2 separate regions of the Mus musculus genome follow, and region 2 is linked to region 1. Evidence: chromatin loops called from intact Hi-C (ENCODE). Cell type or tissue: heart. All regions are shown on one strand. Each heading gives the region's core, and the rest is flanking DNA. Links, peaks and the distances in the headings are about the cores only.

What was found. Hi-C counts contacts between places; a loop is a spot of excess contacts. Peaks named below come from ENCODE experiments on the same cell type or tissue, not always from the same donor. Only the 100,000 strongest peaks of a DNase experiment are listed, where the experiment ranks them.
Region 2: a loop joins it to region 1, with 4 times the contacts of the local background. A loop is called at or near these places in 1 of 42 quality-filtered maps.

The regions. Positions count from the first base shown.
Region 1 is chr13:55,533,885-55,540,081 of GRCm38, forward strand. Ddx41 (DEAD box helicase 41) reads right to left here and starts at 2,774. Exons shown (of 17, transcript NM_134059.2): 1 at 2,597-2,774; 2 at 2,412-2,522; 3 at 2,002-2,161; 4 at 1,846-1,920; 5 at 1,675-1,735; 6 at 1,405-1,541; 7 at 532-604; 8 at 279-432; 9 at 68-204. The coding sequence starts at 2,623. It overlaps Gm46416 (a long non-coding RNA gene), which reads left to right and starts at 2,111. Exons shown (of 5, transcript XR_003950651.1): 1 at 2,111-2,208; 2 at 2,316-3,003. It overlaps Fam193b (family with sequence similarity 193, member B), which reads right to left. Exons shown (of 11, transcript NM_145382.4): 11 at 5,432-5,828. In heart, for the core only: a CTCF peak has its summit at 2,927 (motif pointing left); DNase peaks (open chromatin) are centred at 2,727 and 3,257; H3K4me3 peaks cover 1,775 bases; H3K27ac peaks cover 1,673 bases.
Region 2 is chr13:55,589,861-55,596,057 of GRCm38, forward strand. Tmed9 (transmembrane p24 trafficking protein 9) reads left to right here and starts at 3,275. Exons shown (of 5, transcript NM_026211.3): 1 at 3,275-3,497; 2 at 3,641-3,741; 3 at 4,845-4,970; 4 at 5,608-5,754. The coding sequence starts at 3,314. In heart, for the core only: a CTCF peak has its summit at 3,179; a DNase peak (open chromatin) is centred at 3,261; H3K4me3 peaks cover 1,988 bases; H3K27ac peaks cover 1,778 bases.

The DNA.
Region 1 (6,197 bases), core at 1,597-4,096:
CCAATCTAAAGGCTTCTTCTACCTCTCTGGACACTCAGGGGATGCCACCGAGACCATCAGTACGTACTGTCGGATGGTCTCCATCTGCTCCTTCACCGACATGCCCCCGATGCAGAGGGCACAGCGCAGGAGGGGTGAGCTGTCCTCCTGCAGCAGACGGCAGTAATACTCCAGGATGCCGTGGGTCTGCCGAGCCAGCTCTCGCTACAGGCAGAGACAAGGCTGGTACCGGAAGCCAGCACAGTCCTTCTCCCGACCCCAGGATTAGCCTATCTTACCGAGGGGCAGATGATGAGCCCATAAGGCCCCTCTCGCTTGGAGAAAGGCAACCGCTTCTCCTGTTCCAGGCAGAACATGATGACTGGCAGAGTGAATACCAGTGTCTTGCCTGACCCCGTGAAGGCAATGCCGATCATGTCCCGACCGGACAGACTGTCGGGAGAGGACAGCTTCAGGACTGGCCCAGCAGGAGACAGCTGGATAAGTGGGCATGGCTTCTCTGTTGCAGTCATGCTCACAGCCCACACTTACATGGTAGGGATGCCCTGGATCTGAATGGGTGTTGGGTGGAGGATGCCCTTTTTTTTCAGGCCCCGAAGGATAGCTGTAGTAAAGAACAGGAGTTTAATTGGCATCCTGAGTCCGGTAGAATTAGTTCTTCCCTGTAAGTTGTAAATCGTGAAACAGAGGCTGGGGTGTCAGGAAACAGTAGGTCCAAGGCTCACTGGCTCACTGGGCCTAAGTTCTCATGGAAGCTCTGTTGAAGCAGAAGATAGCCGAGGCATCTGAAAATAAGTCCAAAGAAACCCTTCCTCGCCGGGCGGTGGTGGCGCACGCCTTTAATCCCAGCACTTGGGAGGCAGAGTCAGGCAGATTTCTGAGTTCGAGGTCAGCCTGGTCTACAGAGTGAGTACTAGGACAGCCAGGGCTACACAGAGAAACACTGTCTCAAACAAAACAAAACAAAACAAAAAACCCTTCCTCTAGTGAGGAGTGGTGGGACATGCCTATAAGCCCTGAACCTAGGAGGCACAGATAACTGGATCTTTGAGTGTGAGGAAAGCCTGGACATATTATGTTCGGGGACAATTGGGCCTCCAAAACGACACGTGGTTTCACAACTGCCCACAGGGTGTGGTGGTTATGCCTCCAGTGCTAGCTAGCACAAGCGTTCAGTAGGGATGCTGCAGGAGGACTGTTTTGGATTTGAGGTCAGTCTGGGCTGCCGAAAGAGATCCTGTCTCAAAAGAGCTCCTCCCCCCAAAACCAAGTACCACCAACAACCACAGAGAGACTTCCTATCTCCAACTCTCCATTCCCACGGCTGAGCGCAGTGGGTGCTGGGATACACAACCTCACAGGGGCAAGATGATAAAGCACGGTGTCTCCCTTCTCCTCGGGTACCTGCAGGAAACTTCATCTCCTTGAAGCTCTTGATGGGTGGCGGGATACCATCGCCCTCCACCAGGATGTGATACTTCTTCCGAACTCGCTCATGCCGCTCCTCAGACATGCTCAGGACATAACGCGGGGGTGTCCAACTATGGGTAGGTGGTGGGCAGGAGAGGGCAACACGGTAGAGTATGGTGGGGCAGCTCCCTCCCCAGTCCGCACAGCAGGGCGTCAGGGTACCACTGCCAGTCCCAACCTCATATACTTACTGGAAAGGCATACCTAGTTTTGATTGGATCGTCATAGGTGATGCCTTTGGCCATTTCCTTCACTGACATCAAGGCTGAGGAGACAGACATGGCTCAATGAGCAAGACCACCCAAGAGGTCTCGCCTTTGAAATCGGGAGGAGGTGGCTCAGTCCACCTCTGCTCTGAACCAACTATAATGGTACCTCGGCCTTCAGCCACACTCTCCAGAATCTTTTCTTCTTCCTTCAGTTGCTTTTCCTTGGCGGACTCCTTGCGTGCTGAGAAAAGAAGCCGAAGAGGTCAGAGAAGCAGGAGCACTGCGGCCTAGGCCCGTCCTCTCTCCTTCCTGCTAGGCCCACCTTCAGCCTTCTCTTTGAGGTGCTGGTGCTGATCCAGGAGGCTGACATTGGACTGAGGGCCCAGCGGGATGTCGTCCTCATCTCCTCGGGGCTCACTGCCACTGTCCTGCTGCTCTTCCTCCGTAGCGCCCTTGCGTCTTCGCTGCAGCAGCTTCTGGAGCTGAGGTCCCAGCAGTGTCCCTCAGAGCCAAGCCCAGGACCCAGCAGGTGAGGGGGCACAGCACCCGGGAGGGCTTTTTCCGGGAAGGGGATCGTGTGCACTGAGGCGCACGTCTGTCCGGAACTCAGGTTCACTAGTCCCTGGTCTTCCTCAGAACCACGACCCAAGGTAGGACTACAGCTCCCCAGATCCCCCCTCCCGCTGACGGCCGGGGACATGTCGCCGTTGCACCAGGGATGCGGCCCCTCACCAGTAGCTGCCGGCGCTGCCGCAACGGCACATAGGGTACGTAGTCCTCGTCGTCCTCATCCTCGTCCTCGGAGCGGCTCCCACCCGCGGTCGCCTCGTCCGCGCGTGCCCGCTGCGGAGACCCGAGTCAGCCGCGGCCCCTCCCCCTGCCCGCACCCCCTCGCGTGGACCAAACCTCAGTCCCACCTTCCGCTCCGGTTCCGAATCCTCCATCTTAGGCTGCACACATGCGCAATGCCAGGGCATCTGAGCTCCAATCAGATAGGAAAAACTGCTGTGGTCGCCTAGCAACGGCGTGAGCGCCGGATCGCGAACCGGGACAATCTTCTTCCAGCGCGTTTACGGACGCGCAGCGGAGCCAATTGGGTCTGGCGAAGCCTTGTGGGTAGCGGGAGGATTTGAAGCATGCGCAGAAGATCCAAGTCGTGGGTTAAAGGATGAATCTGTTGAACACGCCCTACCCTCCGCACGCTGTCCTTTCCCGCACGCTCCCGGGGAGCGTTGTGCCCTCTGGCGGCCAGGAGTTTCAGCCCTGCAAGCGGTGCTCGCAAAATATTATTCATTAACGTGAGATAACACCGCTGTTCCGACGGGTCAGAAGTAAAATAATGGTCAAGGTCTTTTTTAACCTTGTATGTTATGTGTGTAAATGATATACATCTCAGAGTGACCACCTGGGAAGCTAGAGATAGCACAGAAGAGATGCTGGATCTGGGTTTTCGAGTTAGTGGAGGGAGGAGTCACCATCAAGAGAGCAGGAAAGGGGCTGAGAGTGTAGAGCAAATAACCAGATTCCTTGGGGCATCTGCAGAGATCTCAGGGGCTGGTGTGAGGTAAGGAGACGGGCCCAGGTTGTTAGGAGTCCTACTTTAAGGAGGAAAGACAGAGCTAGTGCTGGCTGCTCCTTCCCAAGTCTTTATCTGTAATAGGTGCATCGATCACCATGGAGTGCCAAAGTGTTCTGAGATTGGGAGAAATAAAATGATTTTTTTTTAACCTAAGAGAGGGTCTTGCCATGTAGCCAAGGTTGGCTTCAAACTTGTGGTGATCCTCCTGCTTCAACCTCATGAGTGCTGGGATTGTGTATAATCACAATACCTAGCATGAAATCACAAAGGAAGTGCAAATCAATTTTCGTGATATTCATAGCAAGTAGCCTCTCTTGAAGAATAATTAAAATCCAAAAGCCAGGTGGTTGCATGCACCTTTAATCCCAGCACTCAGCAGGCAGATCTGAGTTTGAAGCCAGCTGGGGCTACACAGTAAGAACTCATGGTAAAGAAACAAACACCCGGAATTCATAATGGAAGAGTAATTGTGGAGGGGTGGGGAATGTGAAAGAAAGTCAGGAGTCACCTAGCTGGTGACCGTGTGCTGAAGGCCAAAGCTAGACTTTGTAGGTACTTGACCAGACTTTAACTCTTGCCACAACTGGAATTTTAAAGAGCAGTTTTAAGTGTGAAAAACAAAGCTAACCAATACAGAGAAAAGGCTACAACTGTTTTCCCTTTCCTAAAAATGAAACAGGCTGAGAAGCAGGAGCTGTGAGCCTGTGGTCTGGCTCCTGCTCCCTTGGGGGAGGAGAAGAGTATGGGTTAACTGCAGAGCCTAGCAGACGCTTGCTAAGAATGGCATTTAGCAGGGCTGGAGGGTGGCTCAGGCCAAGAGCATTGGTTCTTGCAGAGGACCCAGATTGGATTCTCAGCACCTATATGGTGCCTCACATTTCTAACTCCATTTCTGTGGAATCCAATGCTCTCTTCTGACCTTCAACACCAGGCTTACAGTGTGAGCAAAACACTCACACATAAAACAGATCTTTAAAAAGACTTAAGCCTGGACACGGCACATGTGAGACATTTTTAGTAAATCTACCACATTAAAATAGGATTTGGGAAGGTGAAGTGGATTCCTTGACTTTATAGATGTTTAGTATGTGTTTTGTTTTAAGGTTTACGAGTGTATACATAGCCCATTCCCACTGGACACGCAGATCTAATTCTAAAAGGTGTTTGTCCTTAACTGCTCCAATTGTGTTGGTATGGTGTGGGTAGCTCTCAACTGGCTAGGGCTGCAGGTGCATAGTTGTAAAGGCCTCAGGGCCTCTGGTCTCATGCATATGTAAAAGTCCATATCCAACCTAGGTCCACATGATCACATTGCAGAGGGGAAAACTAAGTGTAAAGGCTAAGCAAGGTGAACCTGTAAGGCCATTTCCGGGAAGGATTAACTAAGGGGTGAAGACACTACACTCAAATGTGCTGTACTTTTCTCAGTGGTATCCTGGACATAAGGAGATCCGAGGAAATGTTGCTTTTGCAACTACTCTGCTGACATCAGAGCTTAGCTTCTTCAGTTTTCCAATGTGGACTAAAGATTAGGGACACACACACACTCTCTCTCTCTTTTTGTTTTTTAGGTTTTTCAAGACAGGGTTTCTCTGTGTATCCCTGGCTGTCCTGGAACTCACTCTGTAGACCAGGCTGGCCTCGAACTCAGAAATCCCGAGTGCTGGGATTAAAGGCATGCATCACCATTGCCCGGTGGATTAGGGACTCTCTTGAGGGCTAGAAATGGCTTAGCAGTCAAGGGCACTGAGCTCTTCCAGAGGATCCAGGTTCAATTCCCAGCAACCCTGAAGCACTAGACTGAATCAGCCTCTCACTATGCAGAGGCGGCCATTGTCGAGCTACCCAGCCCATATAGTGTTCTAGGTTGATGTACTTGAGTCCTCCCAATAGGAGACAGGGCCTAGACAGTGACAACAGCCACAACCTTTGGGCCCAGCCAGACGGTTTAGCAGTCACTTTGTTGTCATAACCTTAGTCCCCCATCTCCATTATGTTGGGCTGTCAGCCCCACTCAGAATTGCTTGGGGACTCTAAGGGTTATATAAGAACGATGGCAGACTGCCTGAGCAGAATACTGCTGTAGATGGTGACTAAGACAGACCTCTATTTCTGAGTACATATACCTCTCTCCCACTCCCCATTCAGATCAGCAAATCACCATCATACTAACTCTGTGTCCAAATGTTGCTTTATCTCTCCCCATGAAAGATATTCACAGTATCAAAAGTAAAGAATTAAAAAAACAAAACAGAAACCAAACACAAAGAGAGCAGGTTTGGGCCAGCAGTCCCACCAGCCCTTGCTCACAGGCCAGCCCAGCAGTCCCACCAGTCCTTGGCTCACAGGCCAGCCCAGCCCCGGGCTCTGAGTGCAGGCAGCGTAGCACCAGGAAGTGGCTTTGCCGAGGTCCTCACAGGCCCCAGCACAGCATGGCGTCCATTCAGCTTTTGGTTGGTCAGGGTGGTGGGAGCAGGACAGGTCAAGACAGGTGGCAGGGCACGTCAGAACTACATCTGCAGCTTGAGCTGCGGCCTTGAGGTGACCTGGAGACGTCAACCTGGGCAGGGCTGAGAGGGAAGAAGAGGGTAGGATCACAGTGAGTACCAGGCCTTCTCTCCCCGCCCCCGCTGGCCTTGTTGGCCCTGGGTCCCTGTGAATTACATCCCCAGCTTCTGCCCAGCCCTGCTGCATCTGGGTCTGGGGAAGTGGTAATATTCAGTGTTAGCTTTGTTTCTTGGGCTAAAAACAAGCGACAGATTTCCCAAATTGAAATAGGGGAAATAGGAAAATTTTCAGTAGAAAATGAAGTTTAAAACTGTGAGGGATAGAGCCCCAGTTCTGAGGTTCTGTCAATATACGGGACAGTCCTTGAGAAAACGAAGGCCCTTCCTGCAGCACCCCTGTGCAGGTCAGGGCTGAGTAAGAGCTCGGTTGCT
Region 2 (6,197 bases), core at 2,104-4,603, 56 kb after region 1:
CAGAGGTTCTTTTATCCTTGAGAAGAGTTTTTGCTATCCTAGGTTTTTTGTTATTCCAGATGAATTTGCAGATTGCTCTTTCTAGTTCGTTGAAGAATTGAGTTGGAATTTTGATGGGGATTGCATTGAATCTGTAGATTGCTTTTGGCAAGATAGCCATTTTTACAATGTTGATCCTGCCAATCCATGAGCATGGGAGATCTTTCCATCTTCTGAGGTCTTCTTTAATTTCTTTCTTCAGAGACTTGAAGTTCTTATCATACAGATCTTTCATTTCCTTAGAGTCACTCCAAAATATTTTATATTATTTGTGACTATTGAGAAGGGTGTTGTTTCCCTAATTTCTTTCTCAGCCTGTTTAATCTTTGTGTAGAGATAGGTCATTGACTTGTTTGTTACTCTGATACCTAAACCACAGAAAGATCCAACAAAGATAGAGAACTTCAGACCAATTTCCCTTATGAATATTCATGCAAAAATACTCAATAAAATTCTCACTAACTGAATCCAAGAACACGTTAAAACAATCATCCATCCTGACCAAGTAGGTTTTATTCCAGGGATGCAGGGATGGTTTAATATACAGAAATCCATCAACGTAATCCATTATATAAACAAACTCAAAGACAAAAACCACATAATCATCTCGCTAGATGCGGAAAAAGCATTCGACAAGATCCAACACCCATTCATGATAAAAGTCTTGGAAAGATCAGGAATTCAAGGCCCATACCTAAACATGATAAAAGCAATCTACCGCAAACCAGTAGCCAACATCAAAGTAAATGGTGAGAAGCTGGAAGCAATCCTACTAAAATCAGGGACTAGACAAGGCTGCCCACTTTCTCCCTACCTATTCAACATTGTACTTGAAGTCCTTGCCAGAGCAATTTGACAACAAAAGGAGATCAAGGGGATACAAATTGGAAAAGATGAAGTCAAAATAACACTTTTTGCAGATGATATGATAGTATATATAAGTGACCCTAAAAATTCCACCAGAGAACGTCTAAACCTGATAAACAGCTTCGGTGAAGTAGCTGGATATAAAATTAACTCCTTTCTTTCTTTCTTTCTTTCTTTCTTTCTTTCTTTCTTTCTTTCTTTCTTTCTTTTTTAAATGAGTGCTCTATCTGCATGCACACCTGCGTGCCAAAAGAGGGCATCCCATTACAGATGGATGTGAGCTACCATGTAGTTTCTGGGAATTGAACTCAGGCCCTCTGGAAGAGCAGCCAGTGCTGACCCATCTCTCCAGCCCTGTTTCTACAGTTCTTTAGCACAAGCCCTTTCCCCCACTCCAAAGCTAGAGCCCTCCATGTTCAGACCACAAACTTGTTCCTGTTCCTACCATTTTAATTCCTGTTTGGGAGTTGCCACACAGACTCTATAGGACAACTTCTTCCCTGCTGAAGCATTTACCACATTAGCAAGAAACCTGAACAACTTTTGCTTTACTCTGTTTTTGGTTGCTTGTTTAGTTTGTTGTTGTTGTTGTTATATAAGGTGAGGCTGAGAAAGCATCTCTGAAGTGCAATGAGAAGCAGTACTAACACTGCTGCCCCTAAAGAGGCAGCTGATATGGATGGGACCACAGGGCAGGAAGCATAGGGGATGACGTTGGCAGATCAGACTGGCCACTTCTGCCACTGTAGCTGCTGGTTCTCATGGATTATAGAGGAAATTGTTTGAGCTCTACAATCTGTACAAGTGCTTCATTGAGACCTCCTATACCCCAGAGGCCTGGAAGGGAGATGAGATCTAGCTATTCTGCAATTTCTCCTCATCAGCATTTCTGTGCTGCCCTCTGGATCTCCTGATCTCTGGAATCTCTCTGCACTATGAGCCTGTTCAGTAAAAGTTCCATGCATTCTTGTCTCAGCTACAATGTGGGACTCCCTCTTCTTGCCTGTGTGGGCTTTCCTTATCTCTATCAATCCAAAGCCTAGAGAGGAATGTGTATCCTTTATCAACCCTACAAGCATGAAGAGATTAATTTAATCCCAGCACTAGGGAGGCAGAGGTAGACAGAGCTCTATAAGATCAAGAAGGACAGCCTGGTCTGTTGTGATCATAAAAAGAGAGCGAGCTATAAGAATATGTTCTGGCGGGGTGTGGGGGAAGAGGTTGCCTTAGTGGGCCCATGCCAAGGCATCCCTTCCCCCTGAGGGACCAGACCACACTGGTATAGTATAGAATAGTTTATTTAGGGCATGGGGAAGGCAGTTAAGAGAGTAGCAGAGGCAGAGAGAAGGAGAGAGTAAAGAAGTAGGGGCTGGCCATGGCGACGTGAAGAGAGAGGGGAAGGGAATAAAGAGCAAAGGGAAAGAGGCAAGAGAGTAAGAGAGTAAGAGAGAGAGGAGGGGCCAAGCAGCCCCTTTTATAGAGCCAGGACTACCTGACTGTTGCCAGGTAACTGTGGGGCGGAGCATACTTGGCTTCTGCCAGGAACTGTGGGGGTGGAGTTTAGAGAGATACCAACATGGTCTACCTATCAAGGTCAGAGCCAGGCAGGGCTACATAGTTAGACTGTCTCAAGAAAAAAAAAAAAAAAGATGCCACAATGTATCTACTTAGTACAGACAAAGGTATTGGTGAACAACAAACACAAGACATACATAAACAACACAATGATAGTTATAAATCTTATTAATGATTAAATTAAATGTAAGTGGCATAAACCCTACAATTAAAAGGTAGAACTTGGCAAGATGGCGTTCAAAAGGCATGATCTAATTGCATGTTGCCCCTAAGAGGTTCATTTTGGAATATAAAGTAATGATATGAGTGGGAAAGAATAGACAGTGCAAATAGTAACCGAGAGTAGGATGGCTGAACATAGTGTTGTGTGCACCTTATATCCCAACCTTAAGAGTCAGAAAGATCCCTACAAATTTCAGGCCGGGGGGAGTTTGCATTGTAAATTCCAGTGAGGCAAAGCAACATAGCAAGACCCTGTGTCAAATCAAATAAAAGTAAAGAGGGATGGGGAGAGGATGGGCAAGAGGGAGAGTTGTATTACTATTGGGTGAAACAGGTTCGAACCTTGCCTCCGCTTATATGTTGCGCAGGCTGACAACTATTATCAGTCATCTCGCTATTTGGCTAAACCGAAGAAAATCCTTCCATTTTGGAGACCCCAGTCCTCAGCTTGCAGAAACCAGCCCCAATCAGGTACTGCCGCGCGGAGGCGTGGTGTATCTAGGGACTTGTAGTCCATGCGGCGGAACTCGCAGTCCCGGCAGGCACTGCGGTGGCCTCCGCTGGGCTACGTGGCTCGGCAGTCTGCGCCTGCGCAGGCAGGTGGGGCAAGATGGCTGCGGTGCGAGGCGTGCGGGTTGTCGGAAGCTCACCGGGTCTCTTGCTGGGGAGAGGGATGCGGGCCTTCCTGCTACTGCTGTGGCTTGCAGCCCGCGGAAGCGCGCTGTATTTCCACATCGGAGAAACAGAAAAGAAGTGCTTCATTGAGGAGATTCCGGACGAGACCATGGTCATCGGTGCGGGGGCGCAGGGAAGCGTTTGGGACAAGTCAGTGGTCCTGGGGCGGAGGGGGATGCGACCTGTTCCGGGTAGCTAGCCTGGCCGCGAACCCCGCACCTCTTCGAGCTTATTTCATCTTCCTTTTTCCGCCTGTCTCCAGGAAATTACCGGACGCAGCTGTATGACAAACAGCGGGAGGAGTACCAGCCAGCCACCCCTGGGCTTGGCATGTTCGTAGAGGTAAAAGACCCCGAGGACAAGGTAAGCTGGCCCTTACCCGCTCCGGTACTTCTTTGTTAGTTTCCTTATCTGTTCGATCGAGAATTTTAGTTGGTGTTGTGGGAAGATACCGGATCTTCTCTAGGAACTTGGGCCGCGGTTTCTGGACAGGTTCAGTTCACAACTTCTCAGTGACCTCTGAGTGACTCCCCCAATTCGGCTGCTTTCCCTAGCCTGTGAAATGGAAGCTCACTTACTCTAGCGATAAGTGTATTAATTGCAGTCAGTGATGGATACCAAAAAGTTGCTAATGCTAAAGTTGTTGTTTAGGCCTTAATTTCACAAAACAGAACACCTTTCAGTTTTGACAAATAATGTTTTAAAGACAAAAGGCAAAATAGTTTTGTTGTCACTAACCATCAGAATAGTTGTGGAAGTTATTTTTGACATCACCATTCATCCAAGCGCCTGGAGAGATGGCTGAGCATCAAGGAAGAGCATTTGCAGCCAGGCAAATGCTCTTAAAGCTGGCCCATGCCTTTAATCCCAGCACTTGGAGGGCAGAGACAGTTGGATCTCTCTGAGTTCCAGGCCAGCCTGGTCAACAGAGTGAGTTTCAGGACACCCAATGCTAACATTCACACAAATAAAGAAAAAAAAATACTTAAAAAAATTAACAGGCATAAAAACAAACAAACAGCCGGGCGGTGGTGGCCTTTAATCCCAGCACTTGGGAGGCAGAGACAGGTGGATTTCTGAGTTCGAGGCCAGCCTGGTCTACAAAGTGAGTTCCAGGACAGCCAGGACTACACAGAGAAACCCTGTCTCGAAAAACCAAAAAAAAACCCCAAAAACTAAAAACAAAACAAAACAGCAACATGGTGGTCATGCTGCCCCTGGAAGGTAGAGGCAGGCCAGCTCCGCCTGGGGAGCAGTTACTCGCCAGCCTGATGTCAGACCCTTCAACCCTGCCCCAGATTGTTGCGATCATTTTATGCCTGTGGCTGAGTACCCTTGGGTCCTTTAGTGCTGTGACGTGCCCAAGGCTCTCCTTGCAGACTCTTGTGGTACTCAGAGCTTTTATCCCCATTTTTTCCTAGTCTCCTGGCAGCATCACTGACTGAAATCCTCCCTGTTATCTATAGGTCATCCTGGCCCGGCAGTATGGCTCTGAGGGCAGGTTCACCTTCACCTCCCACACCCCTGGTGAGCACCAGATCTGTCTTCACTCAAATTCCACCAAGTTCTCCCTCTTTGCCGGAGGGATGCTGGTAAGTAGGTCCATGGGTGACCAAAGGCTTTCAGGCAGTATACCCTGCTTAGGACTGGGCATTTGTACCGTGAGTGTGGCAGGTACTGGATTTTGTGCCTTTTAAAGCATTGGATTGCCAGAGGGCATACAGGGCATAGTGACTGATCAGTTTGTATAGCCATTTCTTACGACCGTAATAGTGTGCTTTTATTTTTATACAAGGCATACATATCCTGCTGTATACTTTATCATCTCTAGGTTACGTATAACCCCTAATGCAGTGTTAGTGATATATGTGGCATATGAATTGATCTAAAGAATGACCAAAAAGGCTTCATTCTCAGTACAAATATGTTTTTTGAATCTGTGTCTTTGCTCTTTGAAGTTTTTCTGTTCTTGGGAAGCCACAGCTACAAAGAACAAATGGTGTGAACATGGGTATTAACAAACAGTGTGAACATAGGTCAGAGTGTGAGCCCCAAGCTTATTATTTTCACTCGTATACCCGGAGCCCCATAGCATTGAGGGTGTCTCAGTGTGTGATCTGAATTTAACAAAAAGAAAGAGAAAAAAGGGAAGGTAGACAGATCAGCTGCCAGTCCGGCAGTCAGAGGCAGCAGGCCCGCCTCACTCTCTTCTCACTCTTCCCTCCCCAGAGGGTTCACCTTGACATCCAAGTGGGCGAACATGCAAACGACTATGCAGAAATTGCTGCCAAGGACAAGCTGAGCGAGCTGCAGCTGAGGGTGCGACAGCTGGTGGAGCAAGTGGAGCAGATCCAAAAGGAGCAGAACTACCAGCGGGTGAGTGCTGGGTGAGTGCCGGCTCGGCCGGCCGCCCGGTGGGTGGCAAGCTCTGCTGCTAGGAGTTGCAGGAAAGACTCTTTATGGAAGCCCAGGGGACTTACCTATGCCAGAGTGCAGGTCTAAAAGGTGACTGTGTGTTACAGAGTCCATTTGTAATCGAGCCGCAGCCTCGTAAGAGCCTGGCTTCACAGGAAATCACAGTGACAAACAGGAGAAGAGCATGATAATACCAGCACCTTAGCAGCCGTTTTAAAGGTTCTAGGTGTCCCCAGAATCTAAAGCCTCTGAATTTTTCCTGACCAGGAACCAGGCAGGTATCATGAATGAATTGTAGTTGATGGGCAGTGACCCATCTAAACAGGAAAAATTATACAGTGTCTGCTACGGCCTCCCAGTAGTAAAGGTAGTTCTGAGATTTTAGCTTCCCACTTACCGCCCCC